Regions from separate parts of the Mus musculus genome. Here region 2 is linked to region 1. The links are chromatin loops, found by intact Hi-C in ENCODE. Cell type or tissue: left cerebral cortex. All regions are shown on one strand. Each heading gives the region's core, and the rest is flanking DNA. Links, peaks and the distances in the headings are about the cores only. Region 1 overlaps Cdk15 (cyclin-dependent kinase 15). Region 2 has its middle 16 kb from the start of Gm33724.

What was found. A loop is a pair of places that touch in the nucleus more often than their neighbours do. Peaks named below come from ENCODE experiments on the same cell type or tissue, not always from the same donor. Only the 100,000 strongest peaks of a DNase experiment are listed, where the experiment ranks them.
Region 2: a loop joins it to region 1, with 2.0 times the contacts of the local background. A loop is called at or near these places in 2 of 42 quality-filtered maps.

The regions. Positions count from the first base shown.
Region 1 is chr1:59,334,372-59,350,750 of GRCm38, forward strand. It overlaps Cdk15 (cyclin-dependent kinase 15), which reads left to right. Exons shown (of 14, transcript NM_001033373.3): 13 at 9,877-9,995. The coding sequence ends at 9,986. Among named protein-coding and RNA genes, the nearest start is that of Gm51625, 26 kb to the right of the region's middle. RefSeq lists enhancers at 1-1,062, 6,491-7,675. In left cerebral cortex, for the core only: no CTCF peak of the experiment used is centred there; a DNase peak (open chromatin) is centred at 6,739.
Region 2 is chr1:59,426,470-59,442,848 of GRCm38, forward strand. No RefSeq gene overlaps it. Among named protein-coding and RNA genes, the nearest start is that of Gm33724, 16 kb to the left of the region's middle. In left cerebral cortex, for the core only: no CTCF peak of the experiment used is centred there; a DNase peak (open chromatin) is centred at 7,871.

The DNA of each region.
Region 1 (16,379 bases), core at 4,571-9,570:
ATCAGTGAGCTAATTGCTTTTGCAGATGGCCAGGGAACAGCTCTCCCCACCCAGGCACCAGCTCATGGCCACACTGTGGTCCCCATGGCCGAGCCAGCAGTACAGCCTGTCAGCTGGGGCAGCAAGGACCTAAAATTAGGCCCTTTGGCAGCTCTCTAATCTTAGCTCCAGGTTCAGCCCTTTGCTTAATTCCCTTTGCCCTCAGCATGAACTTGGGCTCTGGGAAAGGAACACTGGTTAACGATTTGGGGGTAGGGGAGTAGAAAATCATTAAGCTGCCCCTTCTAGAAATGGCTCCCTTCCGTTCTTACAGGAAGCCTTCCAAATGTTACCATTAGAGAGTTAAGACTGACTTTGGAAGCTCGCCATTTTGAGCATACACACTGATCCACAAGAGTATTTTTTTTTAAAAAAAAAAATCTGGGCCAGTAAATGCCACATGATTTAAGAGTCTGGTCCTTAAGCCCCAGCTCTTGATCATCAAGACATCAAAGGCGCTCTCTCTCTCTCTCTCTCTCTCTCTCTCTCTCTCTCTCTCTCTCTCTCCCTCTCTCTGTTTGACTCATTTTCTATCCTAATCCAGGTTTGAATCCGTCTCTACCATTCCTTCCTGGACTAAATCCCTGCTTCTCCTTTAAAATACGTCTTGGCATCTTAGGGGAAAAAAATCATCTTGAAGTTTAAAGGCTTGCCATGCTCCACAAATACTTTTGTAGAAACAATGTTCTATAGGCTGCACAGGGGCAGGGAAAGCCTGCAACCCTTTCCTCTGCCTTCCCTCCACCCACTCACACCTCCACTCTGAGAGTTCTGAACTCATTCCCACTGCCAAGTTAACATCAGAGCCATATTTCACTTCACTCCAAAAAGAGTGAAAATTTCAAGTCTTCTTCTATTGTCAGGTCTTTAAACATTTGATGATCCTGTGACATCACTGTCCAAACTCACTTGTCTAGTCTAGGTGTCCTTAACTGGTGTGTGTGTGTGTGTGTGTGTGTGTGTGTGTGTGTGTGTGTGTGTGTATGTGCATGAGCATCCATGTATGGAAGTTGACCTGGGTGTCCTTCCTTAGGAGCTGTCAACCTTGATTTCTGAGATGGGAGACAGTCCCTCTCACTGGGATGTGGGGCTCACTGCTTAGGCTGGGCTGGTTCACAGTCAAGTTACATGGATCTAGTCGCCTCTCCAGCACTGATGCTAGAAGCTCTCGCCACCATGGTTTATTTGGGTTTTTTGTTTTGCTTTGTCTTGGTCTTTGTTTTGTTTGTTTGTTTGTTTTGAGACAGGGTTTCTCTGTAAAGCCCTGGATGTCCTCACTTTGTACACCAGGCTATCCTCAGATTCAGAGATCTGCCTGCCCTGCCTCCAGAGTGCTGGGACTAAAGTTGTGTGTCACCGCGACCAGCGGTCAACCAGCTTCACCAGATTCGGTGGTTTTTACATGGATGGATGGATGGATGGATGGATGGATGGATGGATGCTGAGGTTCAAGCTCGGGTCCTCGTGGTGGAGCTCATGCTTCTTCGTTTCTCTACCTCTCTGTTTTTCTCTGTGTCTCTCTGTCTCTCTCTCTCTCTCCTGGGATTGGACCCAGGACCTCACACACACACTAGGCAACTGCTCTCCCACTGAGCCTTAGCCTTAGGTTAAATTTCTTTAATTATCCCACCATATACATATCAAATATAAGTTCTGCTTCTCTCACTTAGTCATTCATTGGGTCTTATTGTGGTATTATAACATTCTTCTTATTTTTATCTCTAAAACTCAGGACCCAGCATAGTGTCCTAACATAGTGGGCAAATTATGTTTCCATTTATTCATCATTTACTGGTAAGTGTGATGCTGAGAACAGAACAAAGATTTAGGCATGGATGTTATCCTCCAAGAGCATACAGTCCTAAGGCAATGGATAAGGCAGGGATGTGACCCAGTTGACAACATATGCAGAGATTAACGCCACTGTAGTGGGCCAGGAGAATGTGAATGGATCTTGAATGGTGGGCTGGGGAGTTGGCTCAGTGGGCAAGAGTGTTTTCACTATAAGCATGAGGGCCTGAGTTCAAATCTTCAGCTCTCATGTAAAGTGGGGCATGGGCCAGGTATGATGGCACACACCTTTAATGCCAGAACTCAGGAGGCAGAGGGGGAATGGTCTCTGAGTTTGAAGCCACCTTGGTTTACAGAGTGAGTTCCAGGACAATGCAAACTTGTCTTGAAAACAAACAAACAAAAAAGAAAAAAAATAAAGAAAGAAAAAAGTGAGGCATGGCCTGTAACCTCAGCATTTGGGACAGATAGCCTTGCCAAACTTCAGCTTCAGTGAGAGACCCTGCCTTAAAAACTAAGGTGGAAAGAGATTGATTGATGGAGCACTGGGCATCTTTCACTGGCTCCTGTAGACATGTGGGTACGCACAACACATACACACACCCTAAGATTCTAAAATGAAGCTGATGTTCTTGCATGGTTAGGACCAAACGAGAATCTAAGGAAAGAGATGTCCTACACTTTTCTAGGAGGGGCAGGCAGGGGGGACACGGTTATATGTACCCCAGGCTGGCCTTGACCTGTCCTCATAACTGACCTTCTGCTCCTCTTGTTTCGGAATCATAGGCAGGTCTACCATTCGCAGTTCCTGAGGTGCTGGGGGTGGAACCAGGGCTTAGTACATGCTAGGCATGTTCTCTTTGCTCTGTCCCTGGTGCTGCATGTTCCTTAGTGTCCTTCAGTGTCACTCTAGAGCTGCCATCTTCGAGGAACAGTGGCAAGATCTTGAAGCTGACACAACACAGCGTTCTCTCTCTTCAAACATATGTTCTCACAGTGACTTAAACTTCCACGAAGCATGCCTGAGGAAGTGCCCTGTGTGCTCCTGTATGGTTTCAAGCTACTTCTGTTTGTTATTTATTTATTTATTTATTTATTTATTTATTTATTTTTGGACTTGGATTCTTGCATAGATTAGAAATGCAATGACAGATATCATTATCACTGATATCTATCACTGGGATTCCGTTTCATTCTCTCAATGAATTTGCTCCAACTAAAGGTAGAAATATTTCTATTGTTTTTTTTTTAAATTTTATACTTAATATTACATCCCCACTACAGTTTCTCCTCTATATTCTCCTCCTACTCCCTTCCCCATGTTTATTGCTTTTTAAAAAAATATTTATTCTATGTGTATGAATGTCTTGCCAGTGTGCACGTATGTGAACCATGTGTGTGCCTGGTGTTCACACAGGTGGAGGAGGGCATTGGATCCTCTGGGATTGAAATTACAGCATCCTCTGGAAGAGCAGTAAGTTCTCTTACCCACTGAGCCTGTGCATTGTTTTTGTATCCAGTTTACTCAATGTTTAATTAAGGCCAAGTTTCAAAGTCTGGATGTGAGGAAGAAAGAAGAGAGACTTGTCTGCCACTGCCCTGTGTGTGTGTGTGTGTGTGTGTGTGTGTGTGTGTGTGTGTGTTTCCTGAGACAGAGTCTTGCTACTTTGGCTGGCTTGAAACTTACTAAGTAAACCAGGCTCGCCTCAAACTTGTGAGTCATCTTCCCACCTTGACTACCCAAAGATCCACCTGCTTCCCTCCCGAGTGCTGGGATTAAAGGCGCGTACTGGCTGGCTTAATGCCTGACTTTTTATGTGGGTTCTGGGGATCAAACTTGGGTCCTAAGGCTTACACAGCAAGTGCTTTATAGACTGAACTATTTTGCCAGGCCCCTTTTTCCACTTTTTAAATTTTTTATTAAGCAATATTTTAAAAGCCATCAATTAAGAAGCAAACTGAGGGCCAATGAGATGGTTCCGTGGATAAGGCACTTACTGTCAGGCCTGACGCCCCACATGGTAGAAGAGAGCTGAATGCTGGCAAGGGTGAGGCTAGGCTAGCCTAGCCTACCTAAGAAGACTGTCTCAAACAAAAAGGAAATAGGACCCGGCAGTGGTGGTACATACCTTTAATCCCAGCACTAGGGAGGCAGAGGCAGGCAGATTTCTGAGTCTGAGGCCAGCTTGGTCTACAGAGTGAGTTCCAGGACAGCCAGGGCTATACAGAGAAAATCCTGTCTCAAAAAAACAAACAAACAAAAAAAGAGGAAATAGAAATTGGGGTTGATAGTGGAGTCACCCAATTGGAAGTGGAGGAGCCAAGGCTCACTCACACGAGGCTCCAGCCCACTCTCCCCAAAATTCATTCCATTACCAAGAACATTGTAGCTAGACTGGTTTAGAGTCATGGTTCACCCCTAGTCCCAGCTTGTTGCTGCTTTTGTAAAGCCTTTCTGGGAAAGGTTCCGCCTTCCCCAGGTGGACTAGGTGACACCTCAATGTCTTATGCTATGGAAATCCACACCCTGTCCCAGCGCCTTTTCCCCTGTGCTGTGAGGGCCCAGTGTCTGCTGCTCTCACTCTTCATGATGCTGTCCGCAGCACCCTTGGATCTTAAGAGTTCTTACTCCATGGCAGTCACTGTTCTTGTTTCACTCTGTAACCATTCTGCAAGAAAAACAAGAATCAAATGAAAATGGGAGCAAGGCATAAAATAGCAATTTTATTCAAGAGGAAACAAAGCAAAGTTGCATACATCACATGGGAGACAGTTTGTGAAGGTGAGGTCTAAATAAAACCGAGTAACTGCTAAGGTTTCTTTTCCTTTCTTTAAAAAAAATATTTACTTATTTATTATATGTAAGTACACTGCAGCTATCTTCAGACACACCAGTCAGATCTCCTTAAGGATGGTTGTGAGCCACCATGTGGTTGCTGGGACTTGTACTCAGGACCTTCAGAAGAGCAGTCGGGTGCTCTTACTCGCTGAGCCATCTCACCAGCCCAGGTTTCTTTTCTTTTAACCCAACAACTCCCAGTGCAGGTGAGGAGCCAATCTAAGCATTTCTGCTGACAGAAGTGTGGGTCAGGGACAGTGCCTTCCATCAATATCAGATTCAACCAACCTTAGGTAAAAGGAGCTACACAGATTTGCTCATATTTTTTAATCAAGATCTATTTATCCCTGAAATTACCTAGCTAAACAGTTGAGCAAGCTTAAAAATAACCAAACAAACCAGGCCATGGTGGTGCACGCCTTTGTTGAGAGTACTCAGGGAGTAGAGGCAGGCAGATCTCTGCAGTCTAGGCTAGCCTGGTCGAGAGAGAGAGAGAGAGAGTGTGTTAGTTCCAGGACAGCCAGGGTTTTATAGAGGAACGCTGACTAAAGAAACTGAACAAAGCAAAACAAAACCTAGATGTATACAAATGTGATACACACACACACACACACACACACACACACACACACATAGTGGTTTGAACATTACAAAGTAAAAAATAATTTAATTACTGAGCCCTGGAGAATGGATTGGATAAATATTAATGTGTTGCCTGGGCACACAGTGCTGTGTACCATTTGCAGCTGCTCACAGGAGTGTGAGGTGCACTGGAAACAATTAAGCACATAAGGCCATAAGCTACATACACCAGAAAAGTAGGCCCAAGGGCAGCACATGACCTTAATCCCAGGATCTGAGAGGCAGCCTGGGTCACATAGCAATGCCATCTTCCAAAATGGAAAGGAAAGGAGAGGAGAGGAGAGGAGAGGAGAGGAGAGGAGAGGAGAGGAGAGGAGAGAGAGAAGAAAGGAGAGAGGAAGAGGAAGGAAAAGAGAAAAGCCAGCAAATGCCTTTAGCTTAGCACTCAGAAGGCAGCTACAGGTGGTTCTCTGTGAGTTCAAGGCCAGCCTGGTCTATATAGCAAATTTCAGGCCATCCATAAATATACAGTAAGACATTGACTCAAAATCCAAAAACAAAATTGAGAATATAAAATGGCATATTATAATGTACTTATGAAAGGTTATTTGCATGTGAACAGAACTGAAAGTTAATGTAGAGAATAAACACGTTCTAGAATACTGCGGATCATTTTCCCTCCTTTTCAGAATTTTCTGTAATGCTGGTGATGACATATTTTTTGGTTTTTAAGAATGGATTAAAGCAAAAATTGTTTAAGAGTTCTGAACTCTGGACTGAGAATTAAAGGCCTATGTTTTCTTGTTCTTTTTTTTTTTTTCTTTCCCAGACTCCAGATGCACCTCTGGCCTTCATAAGCCTTGATTTTCCCCATCTGCACAATGGGTTAACACTAGTTTCTTCTAACCCAGAATGAACTGAACATTTATGAAACCCTTGGCTCACTAAATATGAGGTTTCGCATAAGTGTGGTTCTAGGAGACAGGCGAGGTAGAGAGGAAAGACAAATAGGTACTAATTACCTTTAAAAGACAAGACCATCTGCTTCCATGGGAGATGACTGTGTCCTGTGCCCCTGGTCTGAGCTGTAAGTGCACTCTTGTGTTAGTTAGCACCTTCAGTGTAAGGTACCCTGAGATCCCTTGGGATTTGACGATATGAAGCTGCCATATCTCCACATGAGCCAAGAAGTTGGCCTTCTCATGCAGAAGTGTGTGTTCTGAGTAATCGAACACAGTAAGCAGCCGTAGCTGATGAATTGATGATGTGCAAGGACAGCAGGAAATCACATGACCAGGGAAACAGCAAAGAAACTCTTCAAGGCTAGATTAATCCCCAGACTCCTTGCGACTCCCGCTCTCTCCTGTAGCCAGGCAGGCTGAGGGAGATTTGGTTTCCTGTGCTGGTGACTCAGCACCCCAATCCCATGAAGTCACTTTCTGCACTTCAGTACGCAGGGCTTCCCCAGGTTATCAGTGCAGGGAGAGTAAACGGAGACACTGGGATCGGATTTCTAAGGAAGAGAGTCAAAGCAAGGTTTGAAAGGGGTGACAGCCAGCTGCCAGGAGCCCAGGAACTCAATTAGGCTGAGAGACAACTATCTCATTATCTCCTCTGAAATGATCTAAATACATAAGAATCTAAAAGTTTTAAATAAACTTGTCTTACCGACAGTCTAGATGACTGAATTCCCCTTCTCAAAAAACTTTTAAGCACCCACTTTCGTATTTATTTATTCTAAGCGCAAAGCCACCGTGGTAATTACGCTGTCAGATTCACTAAGCTAATGAGCAGTCACCGGAGTGGAAGGGCTTGCCTGGCTGAGATCACTGAGGGAGAGCCGTCTGCCGCCTCCTAGCTTCTCTCCTTTCCTTCCTATCTTTTTCTTCCCCGCTTTTACATTTTCTTTTACTGTGACTTAGGAAGGAGAGTCTGGCAATCCACAGCCAACTTGAATCCTTTTGATTAGTCTCTCTCTCTCTCTCAGCCTCTCTCCCTCCCCTCTCCTCTCCTCTCCTCTCCTCTCCTCTCCTCTCCTCTCCTCTCCTCTCCTCTCCTCTCCTCTCCTCTCCTCTCCTCTCCTCTCTCTTTACTTTCTCTGTCCCCCTCTTCCTCCCTCTCCCTCTTCTCCCTCTCCTTTCCTCTTCCTCTTCCCCTCCCCCTCTTCCCTCCTCTCCTTCTTCCCCTCCCCCCTCCCTCTCCCCCTCCCTTTCTTCTCCTCTTCCACTCCATTCCTATCCCTGCTTTTGAGGGGCAAGGGAGCCCCAGGGTAACCCGAGCTTTTCATGCCACTGTCTCCGAGGCAGGATTTCTCCTGGAGACAAACTCCTAAATCAGCCCAGATTTGAGTTGACAAAGAGTCTGCTAAGTGTACGCAATGTCTATCTTACTGTTTAGCTGTTTATGCTGTGGTGTAAGCTGGAGGAGAGAGTACAAAAGGGAATATTATAGCAACCCTGTGAAAAATGTCTTATTTGGATCAGCAAACATTAATCCTCTTCCCCATTCCAACCTAGCAAATCTATTATTTTAAACCAAAGATGTCAGAACTGCAGGTTTCCCACAGCATTGATACAGACCAAGCAAGGCAGAGCCAGCAGTGAAGGCTTCTTCTTTCCCCTTGGGTGTGAACAGCTTCAAGCACACAGCATCATTACAACATGTTATGCCTTTGGTATGCCAAGCATAGAAGCGCTGTCTCTGATAAATTATGAGCTACTCAGACCATGGGCCTGGAAAAGCAGGGCCTGCGTGCAAGGATGCTGAGAGCAAGTTCTGTGCACATGCTTGGTGACCTGGGCTCCTGACCTGCCCTGCTCATGCCCCAGCAACGGCAATTGTTCAGTGCCTACTTCGTGTCAGGAACTATGGAAGGCGTCTCATACACACATTCGATTGTGTTTAGCTCACAGCAATCTGCTGGGAAGTTTTGTTCTTCCCCTCTCGTGCAGATGAGTCCCCTAACTGAACGCTAACTTTGGAAGGACTTGGCCCATCAGCTCACTGAGTGCCCACAGAGACAGCGGTTATGTTATTACACAGGTGCCTGTGGGACTGCAAACTACCAGGGAGCCCACCCAATCAGATACAGACTTCCCCTGAAGGGCAATGCTTTTCTTTAAGAGTCATTTATACATTATAATGGGGTGAAAGCCATATGCATTCAGGAGAAATCATTAAATGGGCCTTCCATGCCTATGGGTTCCATGACTATACCTGTCAGTGTCAGATTCAGACAACCCCACATATTCAGGGGAAAGTGTGTCCTAACATAGAAAGTACCTAACATAGGCCAATTTTCTCTTGTTGTTATTTTCTTTAAGATGCTGTGTAACTATTTACACCGTGTGTACCACATTAGGTATAATATAGAGACACAGTAGCTCTGGATCCAGGACCCATGAGATGTCTTTATTCCAAGTTTTGGTCACTTTGGGGTCTAGCAATCCACTCTCTCCACACTGGGTTGTGGCAGATTGTTACATGTTCCCAGTAGCACAGTCACAAGGCAGAAAGAACCGGCATTCTGCAGTGTCCAGCATTGCTAAACTCTGACATTCCATATGTTAGGTATGTTAAATGTTTGCTATTGTTGTTTTAAGATAGGGTCTTAGTAAATGTATTTTTGCATTTGTTTATTTTGGGTATTTTGTCTGCATGTGTATCTGCACACCAGAAGAGGGTATCAGATCCTGTGGGACTACAGTTATAGCCCATTGTGAGCCACCATGTGGGTGCTGAGAATTGAAGTCAAGACTTCTGAGAGAACGACCAGTGCTTTTAACTGCTAAGCCATCTCTCCAGCCCTATTAAATACATTTTTGATGGAGCTGGAGAGATGTCTCAGTGATTAAAAGCAAGAGCTGTTTTTTCTGAGGACCAGTTCCTAGGTTCCATTCCCAGCACCCACACCATAGCACATCTGTACCTCATCTCAGGGGACCTAATGCCCCATTGACCTCCACAGGCCCTACATGCACAGTGCACAGACATACATATAGGCAAAATACCCGCACACGTGAAATAAAAAATAAATTAAAAGAGCACTTTGATTTATGATATTTATTGTATTTCTTTTATGCTGGGGATTGAACCCAAGGATTTACAGTGGCTTACCAGGATATATCCCCATGGTAAGTCAAAGAACATCTGTGTAAGGATGTAAGGATGAAGGGACTACATAAAGATATTTCAAACAAAAAAAATTTTTTTTATTTTATGAAAGCCATGCCTTAGAGTTTCTTTAGACTATGTTTAGAGACGAGGGTATATGACAAAGTTTTGAACCTTCCTCAGGATATCTAGCCCACATGCTGCTCTCTGCCTGACCTGGTGGGAGTACAGTCTACACTCCTTGGCACACCTCTCTAACTCTTCCCCGTGGGTGCCAGACCCTTCCCCAGTTTCATCTGCTAGTGCTTGGCAAGTGTGCACTGAACTGAGTTAAATAGGGTGCACTTGACAACTATTACAGATGCAGTAACATACCCCAAGTCAGTATAGTCAGTTTGCCTATTTCAACATCTCTTTGGGTATCAGATGTTACAACAGGCAGACAAAACATGTGTACTATTGAAGAGTTCAGGAAATACTATATAGATGCTCTTCTCTTTTCCTCCCTACAGAGGAGTCTCTGTTTGCAGTTTCGGGAGTGAAGCTAAAGCCAGAAATGTGTGACCTTTCGGCTTCCTACAGGAAGAGACACCACCTAGTCGGGGTTAACAAATGTTGGTGAAAAGAAAAGGTGAGGTTACCTACATCTCTGAAGGTGAGCAGGCCCAGAACCACAGGCAATTGATCGATTGATTGATCGATTGCTGCTTGCAGAAGGGAACAGGGTCTGCCTTTGTCTGGGATCTAGGACTTTCTCCCCACTCCGAGGGCAGCCTCCTTTGGAACCCTACTTCCTAAGCTGGAGAAGAGATGAGGATGCTATGACCACTTCTCCCACCCATGGAGCTGTGGTGGCCCCCTGAATAACAGCTTGAAGATTTCCACCAATACTGGTGGAATAAAAAACTCTGGTGACATCGTTTTTCTTAGCCGGGCAGGCCTCTATGTCAGCTGGAAAGACACATCAGGGCGAAAGTTGACCAACAGACCCACTTTTCCCAAAGGCTGCAAGGTTTCCTGGGGTGCAAGATATTCAGTGTTGAAGTGACATTTCTTGCTAAGTCAGGATGATTTGTCATATTAGTGGTGAATTCTCTTCTCAGTCAGTCTCAAGGAGCAAACGGTATGATGGTAGATTTTCCCAGAACCATCGTACCCTAAAAGGTATTCATGCACAGCTAGCTTCTGCTTGCATGCACAGAAGGCTGGCGGAACACTCCCCAAAGCCAAGTGCAGACACACCCAAGTGTCTCAGGAGTACTTCCTCTACTGAGCCTCTGCCATGAGTAGAAGGGACAGCAATCTGGGTTTAAAGTGAAACCAGGTGCAGAGCCAGCCAGGCCTTTAGGTGACCCTGGCCAGATTCCAAATCATAAGGACTATTCTCTCATAGGGCCACAAGCTGATAGTGTCTTAAACGCGTTCTCACGACCGGCCAGGAAGAACACAACAAACCAGAATCTTCTGCGGCAAAACTTTATTGCTTACATCTTCAGGAGCCAGGAGCGCAAGCCCCAAGCCCCAAAAACGAAAGCCCCCCCGCTTACATCATCTTTAGGAGCCAGAGCGCCAGCGCGCCAGAGCGCCAGAGCGCAGAGCAAGAGCGCAGAGTAAGAGAGCGCAAGTAAGAGAGAGAATGGCGGAAACCCCGTCCCCTTTTAAGGAGAATTATCCTTCGCCTAGGACGCATCACTCCCTGATTGGCTGCAGCCCATGGCCGAGTAAAGGCAGAGTACATGTAGTGGAAAATTACTCTTGGCACATGCGCAGATTATTTGTTTACCACTTAGAACACAGGATGTCAGCGCCATCTTGTGACGGCGAATGTGGGGGCGGCTCCCAACATCTCCCCCTTTCCTTTTAATAAGAGCAATAGGCCACCCATATTAATGAGAGTGGAGATAGAGGTCAAATCCCCAGTGTGCAGGTAAAGGAGCCATGTACAGGATTAGCTCTTAGGCTCACAGGCTTTTACCCAGAGCAACCCTGACCTGCTCCCGTGTCGTTTTGCCTGGAGAGAAGGACACTTGGACACTCAACCTTCTTGAAAGATGACATGTCTCCCTAGAATAGGCTCATATATGCCGCAGAGCCCTTCTACTGCAGTGCTTAGCCGTGCAACTCTCTCGGGCTGCTGAAGCACACTCACTCTATCCTGTGCAATGAGTCTAGCCTCGTGGGATGCAAGAGCTGAGTGGCCAGCGACCTATTGCCTAAGCATAGATATATCAGGGGAAGCACCATGTTCTAGAGCTGCAAGTGCCTGGGCAATAACCACCTTGTCTCTCCTAGTTTGGGCCTTAAGCTTACAGACCAACCAAAGAAGCAACACTAATCCACAGCAAAGTGTATCTCCAAATAATATCAATCCCACCCATTCTTTAAAGAAGGGAAATGCTGAGGAGATCCAATTGGGTAATCCTTTGGTCAGGGACAGGTCCAAGCGCGTGGAGTTGACCTGAAGTCTCAATTCCCGAAGGATCTGTTCAAATTCAGCCGTCCAATTCTGTAACATATACTGAAAAAGACTTTTTGACAAATTAGCTGCCCTAGTAAATTTCTCATACTAAATGGAAGTAACACACAATCCCGGAAACTTTTGTTCACATCCCAGCTGAGCTATTTGCCATAATACATCTAGTTGTTTCTGGACAAGATCTATGAGTTGATTAACCAGCATGAGACCTCCCTGTATCTTGACATTAGCTGAGGCCTGTTTATCTATGACTGTAGTCACTGAGGCTGACAAAGTGTTAATGGTGTCAGTCGTCTGGACCTGTCCAGACAGAGCCAAGGCTGTCTGAATCAAGGCCAAACCCAGTTCCTAGTTAGTGGTAAAAAGCAGGGGAATACTTGAGCATTATACATCACCGTCATTAGGAGTGGAAATGTCGACATTATCCCCCAACGCTGCTCTCTCTTTATTATTGACGCCCTGGACATCACCAAGACGAGGGACATCAGTATTCCCTTGGTCAGTCTGGATTTTTCGGGTGAGTCTTTCTGGTATCCAAAATGGGTTGTCTTCATTCTGTGGGAAAACACAGATAGCTCCCCTGGATCTTATCAAAATAGGATCCGGGCCATACCATTTATTATCAAGGACATTTTTCCATTTAACCATCTCATTGGGCCTATCTGGCTCTGAACAATGACGTTCAGCCGCAGTATGGCCATGAACATCAATATTTAAAAAATTGAGTGTAAAGAGTGCCATAGACACAGACACTCTTGGTACTCGGGGTAGAGTCTCCTCAATTCCCCTCTTCTGTTTTATAAGATAGGCTTTGAGGGTGCGATGCGCATGCTCAACAATACCCTGTCCTTGAGGGTTGTATGGAAGTCCAGTCAGGTGGGTTACGTCCATCTGACGGCAGAACTGCTGGAATTTTTGAGATGTATAAGCTGGTCCATTATCAGTCTTAAGGAGTTTGGGTTTCCCCCAAGCACTCCATGCCTCAAGACAATGTTGAATCACATGTGAGGCCTTTTTCTCCGGTTAACGGAGAAGCAAACATGATGCCAGAACATGTGTCAATGGACACATGGAGATATTGAAGTTTTCCAAAGGAAGAAACATGTGTAACATCCATTTGCCAGACCTGTAGAGGTCGAATACCGTGTGGGTTAATTCCCACATGAGGAACTGGCAAGAACTCACAGCAGCTTTGACATTGAGTAACAATGTCACGGGCTTTTTTTTCTTGTCAAGGAGAAACGACTGCGTAATGTTTCAGCCGTCACATGAAAATTGTTATGAAAATTTCTTGCAGCCTCTACCGGGGATGATAGGGCAGCAGCCACCACTTTAGTGGCCTTATCTGCCAAATCATTTCCCAGAGCCATGGGGCCAGGTAGGCCTGAATGGGCTCTAACATGAGTAATATAAACAGGAAATCTTCTAGATAACAAAACTAATTGTATCTGCTGAAAAATATTGGCAACTCTACTGGAAGGCTTAATCACTCCAGCCACTTCTAAAAGATTTACTGCATTAACCACATAGCAGGAATCTGACACAATATTAAGGGGTTCTAAAAAGGTTTTTAAAACTTCTAAAACCACTAAACATTCTACCACTTGAGGTGAATTTTCATTATATTGTTTGGATACCACTTTACCATCAGCCACATAGGCACCTATGCCAGTTTTTGATCCATCAGTATATACCACAATCCCATTTTTAAGTGGGTTTCTTACTGTTATTTGTGGAAACACAACAGATTGATTTTGGGCAAACTGTAAAATTGGATGTTTTGGATAATGGTTATCTATTTGTCCTGAAAAGGAGGTAACTAAAACTGCCCAATCATTAGATGTGGCTGCCAAGGTTTGAACCTGTGCAGCGGTATAAGGTACAATTAAAAGATATGGACTTCGCCCAAAGTGGGTGATTGCTGCTTTTAGGCCTTTAAGGGCAAGCTGTGCAATTGCATCAGGATACCAATCTATTATTTTAGCTGGGGATACGTTTGGATGGATCCACAACAATGGCCCATTCTGCCACAAAACTGCGGTTGGCAATTGTGCTGTCTTAAAGACACACAAACTGAAAGGCTGCGAATCCTCAATACGTTGTAATTGTGCATTCTGTAAGGCTTTTTCCACTTTTTGTAAGGCCTGGTTAGCAGCTAGAGTAAGAGCCCTAGGGGAGGAGATATGAGGATCTCCTTCTAAAATACCAAACAAAGGCCTTAACTCAGCGGAAGGAATCTTTAAAAAAGGTCTGAGCCAATTAATATCTCCCAACAGCTTTTGAAAATCATTTAAGGTATGGAGGTGATCTCTTCTTATCTAAACATGTAAATATTGATTTCTCTCAAAGGAGGAAATATGCGTGACACCCATTTGCCAGACCTGTAATGGCCTGACGCCACGAGGGTTTACCCCTACATGAGTAGATAAAATTTGACAACAATCTAAAGGCATTATTAAGTAATCAGAATCATTTTCAGTAGAACCAATCCCTCTTGCAGCTCTAGGAATACCAGAGGAAGAAAAAACAGCCATGTAGGCTTGGCAAAATTATTAGTTGAGCTATTTTGTCCCCTTGTGATATAGAAAAGACAACTTGAGGACAAGAACAGAGAACCTGAAGTTCCCCTTTACAATCCTGATCTACAACTCCAGGGTGGACAATAAGACCTTGTAGGCTGCAAGAGCCTGCCTCTGTCTCTCTGGCCACAAAATCTGAGAAGGACTCTTAAGGTCCCTGGACGATCTTTGTTAATTGTCCAGTGGCTTCACCTGCTCGGGAGAGCGCCTTCCAGGCCCTAATAGCCTTTTCATCTGATTCAGAACTATTAAAAACTGGCTCCTTGAGCTCACCTAGTGATGAGTATAGGCTCCTTCTCCTAGAAACCTCCGCTGATTGATCTTTTTTCTTTTCTTTTTCCTTCTCCTTCCTTCCAATCTCTCCCCAGGTATTCTTACCTGACCTAAACTTTTCCTCAGGTTCAAGACCCGTGGAAAGGCCTGTATACTTATTTTGTGTACCATATTTTCTCTTTGCTCCTATTCTCTCTCCCCGCTTTACTTCTGATAGATTGTCCTGAATTTTATCTAGAATTTTCAGCCCTATCTTAATCATTTGATAACATGTGAAAAGGAACAAAAGGGCTCCTAACACTAGAAAAAGTTCAAGGCCAAACATACCTTGTAAAGCTATTTTCCACTTTACTTCTGATAGACTGTCTTGACTTTCCTTAGAAAGTTTAAGACCAGACTTACCTTGTAAAGCTGTACTCACTGGTACTCCTGTTCCCCAGCTGAAAAGTTCTGAATTCATGCAGTTGAATCCTTCTCAACAGTCTGTTTTACGGGAACACTTTATTACCGCCATTCCCCAGCTGAAGAGTTCTGAATTCACGCAGTTGAATCCTTCTCAACAGTCTGCTTTACGGGAACCTTCATTACCATGACCCGCAGTTCTGGTTCCGGAATGAGGGATCTTCCTTGCGCCGGTGATGGTTAACTCCCGTCCCGAGTTTTTCTTCCCGGGTTTCGGCACCAACTCTTAAACGCATTCTCACAACCGGCCAGGAAGAACACAACAAACCAGAATCTTCTGCGGCAAAACTTTATTGCTTACATCTTCAGGAGCCAGGAGCGCAAGCCCCAAGCCCCAAAAACGAAAGCCCCCCGCTTACATCTTTAGGAGCCAGAGCGCCAGCGCGCCAGCGCGCCAGAGCGCAGAGCAAGAGCGCAGAGTAAGAGAGCGCAAGTAAGAGAGAGAATGGCGGAAACCCCGTCCCCTTTTAAGGAGAATTATCCTTCGCCTAGGACGCATCACTCCCTGATTGGCTGCAGCCCATGGCCGAGTAAAGGCAGAGTACATGTAGTGGAAAATTACTCTTGGCACATGCGCAGATTATTTGTTTACCACTTAGAACACAGGATGTCAGCGCCATCTTGTGACGGCGAATGTGGGGGCGGCTCCCAACAATAGTGTTGGCAAGCACAGCTTGGCCCTGTCTCTTGGTGGAAACCCCTGGGCTATCCTCCATGTGTGCGCACCAGTGTCACTCCTGTGGTGGTCCCCTGTTCTTTGTGACTTTCTCATGGATCTCTACCTCTGACTTTCCCGATTTAAAGGTGTCTACAAATCAAACATGTCTGTCTTCTGGCTCTTCAGCAATGGTTTGTCTTTAAAAAAAAATTAGAATTAAAGCTGTTTCCCAGAGCATTTTACAAAAAGCCTAAGTTTGTGTCTTAACCATGAACAACTGAAATTATTATCAGCAATATAACCATGTGGTATTCCCCATGAAAAACATTTTCTAGGGCAGAGTTTTTTGGGGATTTGTTTTTGTTTTTCTTCTTGTGCCATTTCAAACTAACTACTCAAGAGCAGGGTGTACTCAAAGTACAGTCTCCAAAGTGAAGGGTTAATCCCTTACACCATTGTCAAAACCGCCATTCTCTCTTGAACTGGAGACTGAACCCAGGGCCTGCCGCATGCTAGGGAAATATTCTAGCCCCAGCCCCAACAAAGGTGCTCCAATGTTTGCCTACC
Region 2 (16,379 bases), core at 5,297-10,296, 93 kb after region 1:
CAAAGCTGATTAGCACTCGGAAGGTTTCAGGCTAGGCGGTCTGGGTTCTAACTACCCAGTTCTGCCTGTTGTAGCACAGCTGGTCATAAGCAACAGGAAAACAAATGAGTATGGCTGTGTTCCAGAAAAATCTGAATCGTGGATGCTGAAGTCTAAATTCCTATCATCTTTAGTTGTCATAAAATACGATCTTTTTAGTTTTTCACTCTAAAAGTGGTCAAAGTCGCTCTTAGCTCCTAGATCAGATTGTCCTCGAGACAGTGATCTCATCCCCTGATTCAGATGAAGGATGTTGGAGGAGGTAGATGTAGGCTTCAGGGCTTCCAGGCTGTGGGATGGCCTAGAGGTGCCCAAAGGATGAACCCTGTTTTGGACTTTACCCTACGTGTGCTTGATGGATTTTCAGTGGAACACTCATTTGTTAAATACATTTTTGGGCTTTTTTTTTTTTTTTTTTTTTTTGCTTTGCTTTGAGCTTTTTGGGGGTGGTGCATTAAGTGTTGGCAGAGCAATCCTGAGGGAACCACACCTACTCTAATTCACACATTTGTATAACAATGAAAGTTCCCTAAATCCAATCTGCATACAGAGCTTCCACAGTCAATAGGGCCGAGTCACTAAGTCCCCACATCAGCCACTGTCATCCAACAGAAGTCAGCTAATGACAGCTGTTCTGGGTGGCTAACTGCTGCATATGGCTGCTTTGCTGACTTCCAAACACAGACTGGGTTTAAGAGCCTGGTTTTTGGGAGGCCTTCTCCCTACCTCTCCTGTGCTCTGATACTTCGAAGCTCTCCTTTGCTTTATCGTTGTGGCTTCTCCACGCTCAACAGGCGGCCACAGTGATGGAAACAGTGCATCACTGTGAGGTTCTGGCCACAGGAGGCCTCCACACACCACTGAACCCTGTTGTGTGGGACATCTGTAGCAGTTGTAGTAGTTGGAGCAGGGAGTATTTGGATCAAAGCTGCTACATTCCCAAGACCACGGCTACACTGCCAACCTTCCTTCTCAGCTCCTTCTTGCCTTCCATCATGTTCTCCTTTCTTGTTCTTTGTGTTGCCTGACCTCTGAGTTCACTGGAGTCAACTCTTTTCATTCAATCCAGAACTGTCTAAGGGACTGCTTTAGGCAACCAGGAAAGGTTTAGTTGAAGAAACAGCCTTGAGGAGAGCCCTGAACTTATATGCCCTTTCATCTTTGCTTCTATTGAGTCTGATTTTGAGATTTTATTATTTTAATTGTGTGAATGTGTGTATGTGTGTGGGGGGTGGGGTGGGGGAGGGATGCACACACAGGCCTGTGTCTGATCCTCAAAGGAACTGAAGTTGCAGGCAGTTGTGAGTTCTGAAAACTGAACTTTGGTCCTCTACAAGAGCAGTAGCTGCCCTTAACTACTGAGCCATCTTTCCAATCTCCAGACTTTTCCATCTTTAAAGTTTCTGTGAGGAGAAATGATCTGATTTTCTTCTGATTCTTCCTCACATTTTACATGTGAGGAAGTTGGGTTTTGTAAAGGTTTCCTAAGGTCACAGACTAAGGAGTATCTGGAGGTTGATATTTTCTCTGCCCTGAGTTCAAGCCCTGCTCCTGGCATTAATTAACTAAGTAACCTTGGCTATGACCTCATTCCATAAGCCCTACCTATCAGTAATGACTCGCTCTCTCCTGCACCAAGAAGCATATCCAAGGAGTTTGCTGCCTTAAAGAAACATGCTTTGGGAATCTTACTATTTGCCCAAACTCTGGCAGGTAGACAAAACAAAAGTCCCTCTACTCAGGGAGAGGAGCCTAGAGGCTGGAGCTTTAGTAAGTGACAATGTGCTGTTGGGACAGACTCAGAGGAGATAAGGACACTGCTAAAGATTTTGGCAAATCGTTTCAGACAAAAGAAAGAGCCAGTACAAATGCCTGAGCCTAGAATCATATTCAGTGTACTCAAGGAGCAAGGAAAAGGCCAACATGCCTGCAGCAGACGAGGAATGGGAAGAGAGACAGGAAATGAGGTCAGAGAAGGTAATTCGGAGATGTAAAGGGTTGAGGGATGTTACAAGGACTAATTTTCTTCTAACATCCACAATCTCAAGGCTTTAAGCCTCTTTAGTCCATGTCTACATGTCCTCATGATTGCATGGATTCTTAGAGTGAGATGGATCCTCTCTCAGCTCTTGGTGAGTTTACCACACAGAGTTTAACTAGGGTGCTTGACAATTAAGAGCCACCCAAGCCAGCTAGAACCAGTAGCTTCCCCGTTCATTATCTCAAGAAGAATAAGGGAATGGAGATAAAGAGTCAGGAATATCAATATAGATTTAGAAAAGAAAAGTAAGAAAGAACTCTGGAGAGTGGGAAGGGTTCCAAAGGAAGAATGTGCTGCCCTGGCCCAAGACTTTCGTGAAGTCTTACAGTAGGAGTTAGAAAGAGAATGAGGTCATCTTCACTGGGACTGACCTTCTCTGACAGCATCACTGACTGAATCAGTATGGCTCACGCCCCTTTGTGTTCCCTACTGCCACCCCCATCCCAACCACTGAGGGATCATGAATTACTCCTCCTACCAGGTGAATGGTCATCACTCTCTATTCCAACTTGTTTTACTCGTTTTGTAGGCTGTTGAGTGAGGTACTTTGAACTCAATTAACACATGCTGTATCAAGGACCCTACTTCCCACAGAGAGCTAGCACCCATCTCAATTGCTCTATGATTCTGAGACAGGCCACCACGTATGCCCATCACTGTCAACATCCTAGCATTCCTTGGGTTAAGTAGTCAGCCAGGGAGAAAAATGAAAGAGACAAGTGTAACAGTCTGTTGTTTGTCAAAGAATGATATCTCATATTCAAATAGTGTGTGAGAGCAAGGAGCGTTTTATTCTGCAGAAGGCCATCATGGGGTGGGGGTTGTCCAAAATGAGCTTATAGGCCCGATTTAAAGCATATTAGGGGAATTCCGGGTTAGGTGAGAGTTATTTTATTCACTCTCTTGGCATTCCAGAATCATTGGAGCATGGGGGCTGGAGACTGGGTTTTTTTTCTAGTAACTGACTTGGCTGGGCTTGACTGGACTTGCCCAGTTCTTAGGCCTAGTCTCCTGGACTATTTGAAACCTGTCATAGAGTCGGCCTATCTTATCACTCTCACCTATCCCCCTTCAGTAATGGGCCATCTTGAATCTTTGAGATGTTTTTAATGTTTCTATGGGCTGGTGTTGTTATTTGAGAATCATCAATTGAACAGTGGAAATCATATCTTTAACAAACTTAATTAAAGTATTGATTACACAGAGATCAAAAGTAAAGTCTCACATCAGTAGGATAAGAGAGGAGAGAGAGGTGGTCAGCCCAGGAGAGCAGTTCAAGAGGGATTCATACTAACCTGAGACTGTTACGATGTTTTGTTTTGTTCTGGCTTTTTCTATTCTTTTCTCAAGGAGTCTCTTTTTGACTAAGGCCATGTATTCTTTGCCCACCCCTGAGTGATCAGCATAGAAATGATATTCTTCACCTAAGGCTGTACAAATTCCTCCCTGATAGAGGAATAGCAAGTCTGGACCTCTTCAGTTCTAGAAGACTACTTCTGTATATATATTACATCTCCTGTGTGTCTGCATCTATCACCATCCATAAGGCCTTATAATTTTTATCTTAGAGTATTAGGGCTGAGGCCCCTACACTAGCAGCTCCGGCCAGCCCAACGCCAAGGAGAGAACCTAGTACTACAATGGAAATGGCCACCCTTTTTACTCGATTGTTTGGAGGTTTTAGGGAGCAGTTGGTTAGATGAAGTGAGACCTCCTGGGGCGAAAGGTGGTGGGTCCTGATGAGGGAGTAATACAAGGTAGAGGCAGAGGTTGGGGGGTGGTGGGATGGTTGGTTTGGCCTTGTTAATAACTTGTTGGGGCCTAAGGGGAACATGGGTTTCACAAGGCTACATTGGAGCAGTTGGACAGTAAATACGAGTCCTGGATCATAGCCAGAGATGTAAAGTCCTTGTCCCCATGGCTTACCAGCAGTCCAACCGGCCTTCCTGCCAGCTGCTGTGAACCTGATGACAAGACTGCTGCATTTCCCCCTGGGGTACCCAGAGAGTAAGGGGCTCAAAACAAGATCCACAAGTCTCTCTCCTAGGAGGCTGGGTGTCTTTTCTTATGTGGGACCCAGCTCTGGATGTCTGTATATCTCTAAACTGGGTCACAGCAACAAGGTCATCTTTGATGGGGGTTTTCCAGCTTATCCACCAGTAGATTTGCATCCCCATGCTACAAAGAAAAAGGACTCTGGACCTCCACATTTGGTTCATGGCTCCGATCCCCAGAATGTCCCTGGCAGTCTTAAAGGCCTGAGACTGTGTGTTCCTTCAGCTCTGGTGTGTGTGTGTGTGTGGTTGGTGGGCAGGGAGTGTTGCTACCATAACCAGGAAAGGGCTGTTGATCCAAGGGTCCCATCCCTCATCTACCAAGTCACAAAGGTCTACATGAAGATCAGGAAACCAAGTGCCTGCAGGAGTCTAGTGGGAGGTAGAGCTGGCAGTCTTACCAGTTGCAGCATTAATCATCTGCCAGGTTTGATTCAGGGGATAGTGGGGGCAGTGGCCGGTGCAGCAAAGAGAAAGCAGAAAGCAAGCAGGATCAGGAGCGCTGGAGTCGTGGTTTCAGAAGATCGACAGGATGTGGGGTGACCTTCCATCATTCCTGTGGCTTTTCATCTGGAAGTATTTTCTGCTGGGACCTCAACTGTCAGGTCTTGTCTCCCGTATCTGGGAGTGGTGCATCCAGCTCCAGCTCCTGTGCACCTTGACAGCTGTCGGCATGGTCAGGATCACAGGGTGGGCTCCTTTCCAGCATGGTTCCCAAGTCTTGTGGTTATGTCTCTCAATCCAGACTTTGTCCCCTGGCTCAAAGTGATGGGGGTCAGGGGAAAGAGCAGACTCATAGCCTGGGAGATGGCAGTCAGAGTTGCTTCTGGAACTCATGGAGGGCTTCCAAGGATTTTTAAAACTTATGTTGGTCATATGCAGCTAAGATATCAGACTGGAGGTTAGGTAGTATGAGAGGGGGCCTCCCATATAGGATCTCTACGGGGGAGACCTAAAGTTCAGGAGTTATTCCTAGCCCTATATAAAGCATAAGGTAGGAGAGATGCCCAGTCACCTCCTGGGCTTGCCTGAACTTGCCCAGTGATTAGGCCTCGTCTATTGGACTACCAATTTAAAGCCTGCCATAGAGTCAGCCTATCTCATCGCTCTCACAAGGAAAGACTCCCTTAGCAGATAAATTAATTTATTATATAATATAACGTAATTATATATAATGTTGATAAATTAACCAATTAACTTTTAAAAATATATGAAAATATAAGCATATTTAATATAAAGTATATATAATTATATAATGTATATTTTATATATTATACTATTCCTTAACTCTGAAGCTCTCTAGTGCTCAGAAAGTGGGTTGCCTTAGAAAACACATGTTAGAGTGGGCCTGATGATGTAATCTGGGGGCAATTTATTAAGATCCTGGTGTTGGAGATTGGTTCTGATGCTTTGATTCATTCGGGAATCTTCGTGTCCAAATGCTAAAGGGCCTTGTTCCCAATTGGTTCTTGATCAATCAATAAAGATGCCAGCAGCCAATGGCTGGATGAAGGGAGATGGGGTGGGAACCTTAGATTTGCACAGGCTGGGGTGCTGGAGGGAGGAGAAGGGAGAAATGTGCATGAAACAGTAGGATACGGATGGACACAGGAGCTTCGGGAGATAAAGCCAACCAGCCATGTGAGATTTCAGGTAAGTGGCCACTGGCCTGTGGCAGCAAGCGGAAGATTAGAAGTGCCTAGCCATTGAGATAGACAGCATATTAAATATAAGCTAGTGTGTGTGTGTGTGTGTGTGTGTGTGTGTGTGTGTGTGTGTCTTTCATTTAAGGATCTGAAGATTCCCTGGTCTTCAGGGTGGCTGGGAGCACAACCTGCTGGGAGCATAAAACAGAGTAGCCAAACTCCTTGCCTACATATGCAGTTACATCCAGGGTCAAAAATATAAAGGCAAAAAGGGCTAAGGATATAGCTAAGTCGTAGAGCACCTCTCTAGCACAGGTAAAGGTCCTGGGTTTAATTCCCAATATCACAGGGAGAAAAAAGTATGGGCTGGATTCATGACTCATGAAGGAAGCATCAGTGAAGAAGGGTTTTGCTTTCTGTATTGATTGGCTCTAGGGTTCAACTTGGGCTTTCAAGCAGGCTAGTTAAGTGTTCTACCACTAGGGCTATATAGTCTCAGCCCCCCTTAGCATTCTGCAGTACTTGCCCAGCCGTGGTATGGTAAGAGAGCTCTATTCAGAGCAGGTTAGGGTCTAACTTGCTGTAAAAAAAAGTCCTGAGGATGTCCCGCTCTTGTTCTTGATTGTGAAGGGCTAAGCAGAAGCAAGAATAGAAGCTTCTGAACTACTCTGCAGTAGGCTAATACTCAAATCTAGTCTCTGCTGTCTTCAGGCCTTTAGGCTTTTGTTTTGGGAATGCAAGGTTCTTTTCAGTAGTCTTCTATTTCTGTAACTGAGTCTTCCCTGCATAGGTCTTCCCTGAATAGATCAGTAATGACACCAAACTATCAATAGGTCTATGACTGAAACCACAAAGACTCCCAATAACCTCCTTCGGGCTCCTCCTGTCTCCCATCTCCTGGAGGGAGGCCTGGGGGGATCCAAAACACACGCCAACATAAAGGTGATATGTCTGTGTGAACTTGGCTTGGGACAAACATGAGCGCCTACTTCTCTTGAATGGCCAACAGAAACAGACTTGTGTGAGCCCCAAGGAATTCCTTTTGTCCTTAAAGAATCCGAAAGGAGCTAGGTTCCAGTTTTCCTAAGACATCCTCTTTGTAGACAGATGAAATTCTTGGAGTCAACGCTTGGTGCCCCTCCCATCACACACCCCACAGGACACCTGTAAATAGCCCATTGTCTTGTCTGGGCTCAGTGTGAATTCCTCAGCATTACTTGCCTAGCATGCAATAAGGCCCTGGGTTCAATCTCTAGAAACCGGAAAAGGAGAAGATTTCTTGCTGCAAACACCTGCCAGCCATCAAGCTCACTCTTGGGTTATTCAAAACAGCCTTGGAAACTGTGGTCTAAATATAACGCAGCTGAGGTCTTTATGGGCTGAGCCACGAAGCATCAGTAGCCTCGTCAGCCTCAGGTTCAGAGATAAGGGATGTTGAGCTGCATTACCTGGGAATAGGAGTCAGAGAAGTTTGGCCTTGTCAGGAATGGTGGTGGGCATTGTTACTGGAATGGGGATGGGGTTTACAAAGCAGGGAACCTGTACTAGGCTAGAACATAGTTCAGTGACAGTTCTTACCTAGCATGCAACAAGTCTTGAAAGAAAAGAAACAAGGTTTGAAAGAAAGGGAAGAAAAAAACCAAAAAGCTTCTTGAAGGGTGTTCTGAATATTAAGTTAAATAATTCACATACAGCAATTAAACCTGATACATAAGTCTATGTGACTATAATTATTACTGTAGTAGCCTCCAATGTGAAATTAGCAAAGTTTAATCAGATCCTTCATTTCTTTGCATAGTTTTTGTACACAAGGGTTGCCCAACTGAAGGATCTTTATAAATTCACCCGCTTATACCCAAAGCCCTTGCTGAGAGCCCCTCATCTTGCTTCCAAGCACTGTGTGAGCCTGACAGCTGGGCCCAGCCCCACATCAAGAGCCTTTGGGACTTTAAAAAAAGTCAGAGAGCAAAGAGATGGGGAGGCAGCTGCTCTATCTCTTTCTGTTGGGAAGTCTGTGGCAGGCGGGGAGCAGCAAGGGTTGGGACTTTGGCAGGAGGAGCTAAGTTGCTAGCCAAGGAATAACCGGCCAAGCATAAGAAAGCCCTACTCTCCTGCTGTCACAGATAACCCACCCAAGCCAAGCCTGGAGGTGCAGCTACTCATGAGGCTAGGAGACAGCAAGTTCAAGGCCTGCCTGGGCACCCTCACCTCAAACCAAAAATTAAAAGAAAGCTGGGTGGTGATTGCCTATCACGGGCAAGGTCCTAGGCTATATCCTTTGTACACAAAATAAAATAAAATGTTCTCACAAGACTGTATACCACTACACACCACCTCAACGCAGAGATAACTACAACAGTACACACACACACACACACACACACACACACAGGGCCACACTATTCTGACTTCTATGCCCTTTCTCTCTACAGCAGACTGGTAGAGAAGCTCTCATCTCCAGTCTGGTATGGGCTAGCTAGGTGCAGTGACAGTCCACACACGCGGTCAGTTGGGCTCACCTATGTCCCAGCTGTGGACTTGGCAAGATCTGGGTTCCTTGTCTGTGAAACACAGTGTCTCACCACAGTCCTTACAGTTGCTGAGACTGCAGAAGGCAAAAGGAAAAAGTGGCGATGGGAAAACCGCCGAGTGAAAGAACACTCTCTGAACCCAAAAACAATAAGTACAGTACCCTGTGTCCTCTCGTTAAATTTCCAAGTATCTGCAGAACTCCCCAAAACATGTATCTGCCACCATCTTCAACTGAGGATCTTAAAGGGAGGCAGTCCATTAGCAAGTGGATTAATTAGAGTCATATTGTCAACCCAGATCACTTATCAGAATGGAAGACTCCTTGGTTCTTTGTCCTCATAGCCCAGCAACAGAAAACAGTATGGTCAGGCCACTCCTGTTCATTCAAATGTGTGTCCTCGCACACAGCCGTAGCTCAAGACAGAGTCCTAGGTGTTCAAATGTGTGTCTTTACAGAGGACCGTAGCTCATGACAGAGTTCTGGGTGGAATCTTGATTCGCTCACTTATAAACATACCATGTTGGGACACTCGTCCAGTTTTATCTTGGTCATGGCTGTGCCATAGTATCTTCTCTGACATGACTCTCCCATTAGAGGGAACCTGGTGGAAGGGAGTTTACAGATTTGCATAGCTGTCGGGAGTGGTGGGTTCTTAAGATCAGTTTCAGGCAGTGTAGGCATGTTAGAGCCTGCCTCCTTCCTTGTTTTGCCCTGCAGATTGGAGCTTGACTCTGCTAAGAATCAGAGTTCTTCCACCTGGTGGTCTCTGGGAGCAAGCTTGTTAAAAGCCGCCGTACAGCCCATGGCTCTGTTGGCACACTGTGCTCTGGTGAGGAACCCACAGAAGAGTCACAGGAGTCTCCCTTTCTCTGTGTAATTCTCAGATTGACTAAACTCCCACATTTCTGAAGAAAAATGGAAAAACAACACCCAGTAAAACAAGACATGGGCGACTCCTCAACCTTCTACCATGAGAGAGCATGTGGCCTTGACCCAAACTTCAGAGAGGAAGGAAGTTCTCAACGCATATTCTGCAGCCACAGAGGAGGCTGGACAGTTAGAACCACTGTGAACCGAGAGTGCCATTAACCTGGAACAGACAGGCACACTGAGGAAACCCACTTGCGAAGATGCCTCTGTGAAAGAGGGAGGAATAATCTGCACTGTGAACTCAACGGACCTAGAATTACCTAGGAGATGGATGAAGCATACCTCCTCGTTTACAAAGAAGATTAACTGAGTGTGGGAGACCCACCCCGTGTGTGGGTGATACCACCCCATCAGCTGGAATAAAAGATTAAGAGGACCACCATCCTCTTCTGTTTCTCGTCAGCCCTGAAGTTCCTCTGTCACACGCTACTGCCATCATGACGTTCTGCCCAAGCACGCAGGGCCAAGTAACCATGGATTGCACACTCCAAAAAACATGAGCAACACACACACTAATCCTCCTTTCTTTTAAGTTGTTCTGTTAGGTGCTTTGGTCTTAGAGATGAGAAAGAGGACAAAGATAAAAAGGTCAGAACCTAGCAGTCCCAGCCTGGAGTCCAGCCTGCTGATTTAGTTACCACCCCACCTCTGCGGCCATCTGCCTCCACGGTGCTGTGGTAGAGAGTGTAAGGGGAGGTCAGAAGAAAGAGACATTTCCCAGTGTTCACCTCTGGCAGCTTCTCTGATGATGTCATGTGCCAACAGACCAGAACCTGGGAAGTAAAACAGCTGCCAAATGGGGTTGGTTCCCCTATGCCCTCTGGTCTCTCCTGTGCACAGGCCAAAGGAACAAGAGAACGCCAGGTTGTGACTTCAGTTCCAAAGGGCTCACACAGCCACCCAACCAGAGCTTCTGTGCTTTTAGACTTGGGCCATGGGACCTCAACCTGTGATGGCTACAGGCCAGGCAGTCCCTTTGCAACATCCAAACTAGCCAGAATGAAAAAGCTTGTATCTGGGTTGCATAAACTGAGATGTAACGTTTTACCCAAGAACTAAAACATGAGTTGAAAGTGGGCATTGCTATGTCTGAGGTCACCAGTCCCCACAAATGACCTAATTACAGATTCTTATCCACAACACTCGCCAAGCAGACACTGCATACAGAGAGAGGCTTCACACCACCTCAACAGAGGGCAGAGGCAGTGGTCAGCTTCAAACCGCCGCTAACCGTGACAGGGGAGAAGCAGCTTTGAACAAAATCTTCAAGGCTAGTAGCCGCTTCCCCTCCACGGTATTCCAAAGAGAAAATCCAGATGGATAGCACGGCCATCCTGCCAGTGTGTGAGAGTGGTGTGAAAACAGTCCTTGTCTCCATCCAGGGACCCGAGCTCCAATGTGATTTCTTGCATAGTCAGTCATGCTCTGGCACCCGTTTGATTGACTCTTTCCTCTGAAGGGCCAGCATGAGAGACCGATGTTAGGTCTGCATGGAGCTTAGAGGGTGTCCTTTTCCCTCAGATTGAGAGAATGAGACCGCAAGCAGTTAAAATTAGATTGCCGGGCAGTGGTGGCGCACGCCTTTAATCCCAGCACTTGGGAAGCAGAGGCAGGCGGATTTCTGAGTTCGAGGCCAGCCTGGTCTACAAAGTGAGTTCCAGGACAGCCAGAGCTATACAGAGAAACCCTGTCTCGAAAAACAAACAAAAAATCAAATTATTTAGTTTATCTATTGAGAAGGTCCCTGTGACTAGAGACAGAATTTTAGGTCTCAGTTTTCTTATCTATGAAAGGGAACCAACCATAGGCCCATCTGACAGATAAGGGAGACCTAACCTGGGCTACTGCAGCAAGCAGGAGGCCCACACACCCCCTGTACACAGCTGTACACTCAAGGTGTGCTGTGAGCATTCACATAACACGTGCAAATATTTCTTTTCTCTCTTAAAAAGAGGAGAAGAAGCCATGGTGAGTGTTGGGAATGTTTGTGCTGGCTTCTGGCATTCAGGGTAGGTTCTCTTTCCGTTTAGACATTTAGAGTCTGTCCTTTTTTTTTCCACTTCGGGAGGGAGTGTGGTTTTTTTTTTTTTTTTTTTTTTGGCCTTCCCAGCTTCCAGACCCACATGTGTCACTGCTGCCAGGGGAGAACAAAACCCAAAAGGAGAAGAGGAGGAAAATAAATCTTTTGTTTTTGAAGCTAAATAGCCCAAAATGCAGCTCGAAAAGCTCCATGAAGGTTCGGCTTTCACAGCACAGAGTGGAAACAGAGCTGACCCCTCCCCGGGCCATGCCCTCTGACCCAACTGCAAGGCAGACTCTGTCTGCTCAGCTTCAGGGTTTCCTGCAGAGGGCTGCCTTTGGGGGTTGGGGGGTAGAGTTTTAGCACCAGACCCAATTTCCAAATAGCAAGGGGAGTTTGCCCATGAATATTCATGAGCAGTGTTTTGTGCCTGGTGCAGTTTTTCATGCAAGGTGGGTTTAGAGGGAGGAATATATTACAGAAATTACCCTCTGCCATCATCTTTGGACTCAAATTGTAAATATTTAACAGGGTGAACCCTTTTCCTTCTGTCTTCAGCCTCACTCTGTATACATTGAACTCATTCTTTCTATTTAGCAAGGCCCACTGCGTTTCCTCTGGCTCTGTTCAGTTGGAACTACGGTTCTATGTCCACAGACGCACAGAAAATGTCCATAAATCCCTTTGGCCCTTATAACACAATTGATAGTAAGTCTTTGCAGTTCAAGTTGCTACTGGCCACAGCTACGGGGCTGGGAAAGGCTTGTGTCTGCTCCTCAGATCAGCTTACAACAGAAAGGGCAGGAATCTGAGATTTCATTCATTCATGGGGAGGCATGCCCTCTTTCTCACAGAAGGTCCAAAGACAGCTGGGATATTCAGATTGGCAGCAGGCAGATGCAGAAAGGGCAGGAACACCAGGATGTAGAGACTAGGGTTTTGAGGGCCATCCTGGACTAATACTTTCTCTCATCAGCTTCAGTAAAATGGAAAAAAGATTTGTTATCAAGACAGACAAGGAAAGAGAGAGTGGAAGGCCATAGTCCAGCAGCATGTAGGAACTATGTGGTCCTGGACTGTGACGTCTCTGTGTAGTTAGTGTGGGAGTTGTGGCCCCATAATAATAATTTTATTATTATGATTATGCAGAGTAAAGCATGCATATTATCTGTTTATATGCAAATATAAATTTATGTGCGAATAATGTTCTTAAGCATAGTAGAACTGAGACAAGCTGAGATGAAGGCAATCTTGCTGCCTTGAGCATCTTCGAGAGCAGAGAGTTGAGTCCCTCACTTGGATTATCCTGTTCTCTCTCTCTCTCTCTCTCTCTCTCTCTCTCTCTCTCTCTGGAGATGAGGAAGGAGCTTAGGAAGGTGAGTAACTATCTCAAGGCCACATGAAACAGCGCCGGCCAGGCCTCACCTTGAACCTTACTTTCTTGTGACCTTGGCAAGATATTCCAGATCTCGAAGCCTTAGTCTCTGGGGGAATCTAGGACAACCACCCGTGACACTTCTCACAGGTACTGTAGCAGGTCAATGTCCTCAATACCAGATGCCAACTCCTGCAGTTCAGACACTGGCACAAGTTACAGGTCTCTCCTCCCAGGGCCTCTGTCTCCTATCAGTCACAGCAGGGACTGTAGGGTCCAAGTCCAATAGCAGGACGGTTCCTCACATGAGAGGCTACAGACAATAGGACAGGCCCAAGGGACCTTGGCTAGTTTTTTTTAAGTAGAGGACTTACTCTCCCAGTCACCCAGCCTCTCTGGCAAGAAGAAAAACCACCCTGCAGCCTGCTCACAGGCAACCTCTGTGGCATCCTGCCAGCCCCGTGCCCACACTACTCAATCAGGTCATGCTCCCCCAAGGTGCTTCTCCATTCCTCTCACAGGCTCTACAGGCAGGAAGCTGGGCAAGAGCAGACAGAGGCAACCCAGCTGTCCGGTCAATCTTCCCAAAAGGCAATTTAAAAGACTTCATTCCATGGGAGGTGTTGGGGATGCTCCAAAGCCAGAGGTGGCCTCAGCGACTCCAGAGCGACTTCCTGTCTCACCTTCATCCCCACCGCCGGCTTCTCTGAGAATCTGAGAAGCAGGTATTCCGGAAAGCTGATGCTGACATGTGAGATTACATTCCAAGTTGTCATAACACACCAGGAGAGAGGCAGCCACACCGTGGGTAGAGGAAGGAACTTGGCCACTAAGTAGCTCTCTTGGCACAACCTCCTGTGGAGGCTTCACCAAGTCTTTGCCTAGGTTTCCTCCAAGGTAAAAGTGAGGCCCAGTCCAGTGTGTGAGCACCTTCACTGTAGGAGGGGCTTGGTGACTTCAACCCCTATAACCAGAATTCCCCAGACCTGGATTTCTGTAAGATGAAATGCTTTTTTTTCCATGCCTAATACTGATCCTGTGACCAAAGGGCAGCTGGCATAATCTTCAGTTACTGTTTTACTTTACCAGTCCAACTTAGAGAAACTGTTCCCTTTTTATAAAGATTTATCTTTAAGTTATGTGTCTTTGTGAGGGGCTGTGAATGTGAATGTGGGTGCCACCAGAGGCCAGAAGAGGTTGTGGGACGCCTTGGTACTGCAGTTAGAAGTGCTTGTGAACTGCCCAACATCGCTGCTGGGAATGGAACTTGGGTCCTCCAGAAGAGAGTATAGCACTCTCTTAACTTCTGAGCCATCTCTCTGGGCTCCCGAGCCCCCTATTAAAAACTTCCACAGCTCCCTGCCACAGCTGGCAAATAGATTACATAGGAAATATTGGCCCCTGGGGGCCCAGGTATGGAGTGCCAGGGGAAATCCATACCTCCACCCACAGCAATGACCACTGAGTTACTCAGCCGCTACCAAGCCCAAGCCTTTTACCAGCTCCAGACTTCCTCGTATGTGATCCAGGAACTTCTCTCTGAAGACAAGGCGAGAACAGAATTCTAAGACGTGTCCTTCACAATGACACCTGCCCATTAACCCAAAGCAAGAAAGTCAATGGCCAGGAGAACCCAGGACTGCTAGGTACTGTCTATCGGAAAGAACGTTCCGTGGACCTGAGGGTGGCTGGGATTCAGTGATAGAGTCCATGCCTGTGCCCCTGAATCATGATGCACGTGGTCTATCTAGGCTTCATGTTTCTCTGCCCTTTTAGCTCTTTAGAATGGCAGAGAGACGTGAAATACTGGTGCCAGCTGCTTTGGGGCAATGAGGACAAAAATCCAGTGAGGGTTTTACATGTTATTATTATTATTACTAAAAATATTTTCACTTATTTATGGAGCTAGAGCACACATGCCATGATGTCTATATGGAGGTCAGAGACCGGAAGTTGTTTTTTTTTTTTTATTTTCTGTGTGGTTTCAGAGATCAAACTCAGGTCATGAGACTTGGTGACAAGTGCCTTTATCTGTTGAGCCACCCTGCCAGCTGTCTCTACCTTAAAAAAAAATATTTTCTTGTTTTATGTTTATGGGTGTTTTGCCTGCATGTACATCTGAGTACCACGTGTGTGACTGGTGCCCACAGAGGCCAGAAGAGGGTGCCAAATCCCCTGAAACTGGAGTTACAGATGGTTGGGAGCTGTCATGTAGGGTCTAGGAACTCAACCCAGGTCCTTTACAAAAGTAGCCAGGGCTCAACTTATGAGCCATCTCTCCAGGCTAATCCCACCCTTTTGAAACATATCTTTAGAAAAACAAAAATGTTTTATTAATTTATTTAGGTTTCAGAGATCTTTAAAGCTGTAATTAATTAATTAATTAATTATTAATTAAAGATTTATTTATTTTATGTATATGAGTACACTGTAGCTGTACAGAGCCTTCATGTGGTTGTTAGAAATTGAATTTTTAGGACCTCTGCTTGCTCTGGTCAGTCCTGATTGCTCAGTCCCTGCTTGCTATGGCCCAAAGATTTATTTATTTATTTATTTATTTATTTATTTATTTATTATACATAAGTACACTGTAGCTGTCTTCAGACACACCAGAAGAGGGCATCAGATCTCATTATGGGTGGTTGTAAGCCACCATGTGGTTGCTGGGATTTGGCAAGTCATCTTGCCAGCCCTGTTTTTATTTTATAACTGAAAGAAAAAAAAATACATGATTTGTACTCACTGTCCTTAACCACTGGGCCCAGGGGCTTCACAGACCAAACTCTGAGACTGTGACCCACATTTAAGACTGAGTTATTGCAACCATAACTCACCCTAATATGACTTTATGCACCTTAGACATAGCAGCTGACTGGAGGGTTTTCTTTTCTTTTTTTTTAATATTTGTTATTATAAATAAGTACACTATAGCTGTCTTCAGACGCACCAGAAGAGGGCATCAGATCTCATTACAGATGGTTGTGAGCCACCATGTGGTTGCTGGGATTTAAACTCAGGACCTTTGGAAGAACAGTCAGTGTTCTTACCTGCTGAGCCATCTCTCCAGTCCACTGGAGGGTTTCCAAGGCCCTGAATAGTACTGGATATTCTTAGTGACCTCCATGGGAGGTCATGGTCAAATTGGGCAAAGGAAGGTAGTCTGTGAGCTTCAAAGATCTGAGGCTATGGCAAAGACAAAGCAACCTGCTCACCTGGGGCAGGAACCTGTGACCCAGGCCCTGCTGGGCTATCACCACCTGGGAATGAAACTAACAGCATTTTGCTAAATTAAGACTTATGGGTCCAGGCATGCTTCACTACCACTTAAACCATTAGGTAATGCCACTTGACCACTTACAACTTCCCTAGATCTTTAATTTTATTTTTAACGTCATGGATTTGTAACAACTCTCTATAGAAACCTGTTTTAATGAGTGTTTTCTTCTTTTACAATCTTAAATTCCCTACCTGTATTAAAAACTCAGTGAAAACACCAAGTATCTTAAGGTATTTAAACTTAGTGTTAAGATAAGTGTTTCCTTGTATTTTCAGGTCAGCCTAGCATGGTGGTGCACACCCGTAGTTGACCCGTCCAGCAGGTCCAGTTATTCGAGGGTCTTGAGAGGACCTCCTCCTAAGAACCAAATGGGGGGTAGAGAGGGACGAGGGCCTTGTGCGAATAACGACACGGAGATGTTCTGGAATGCATCAAAGCCCCAAATGTATTAGTCAGGCCCGAGG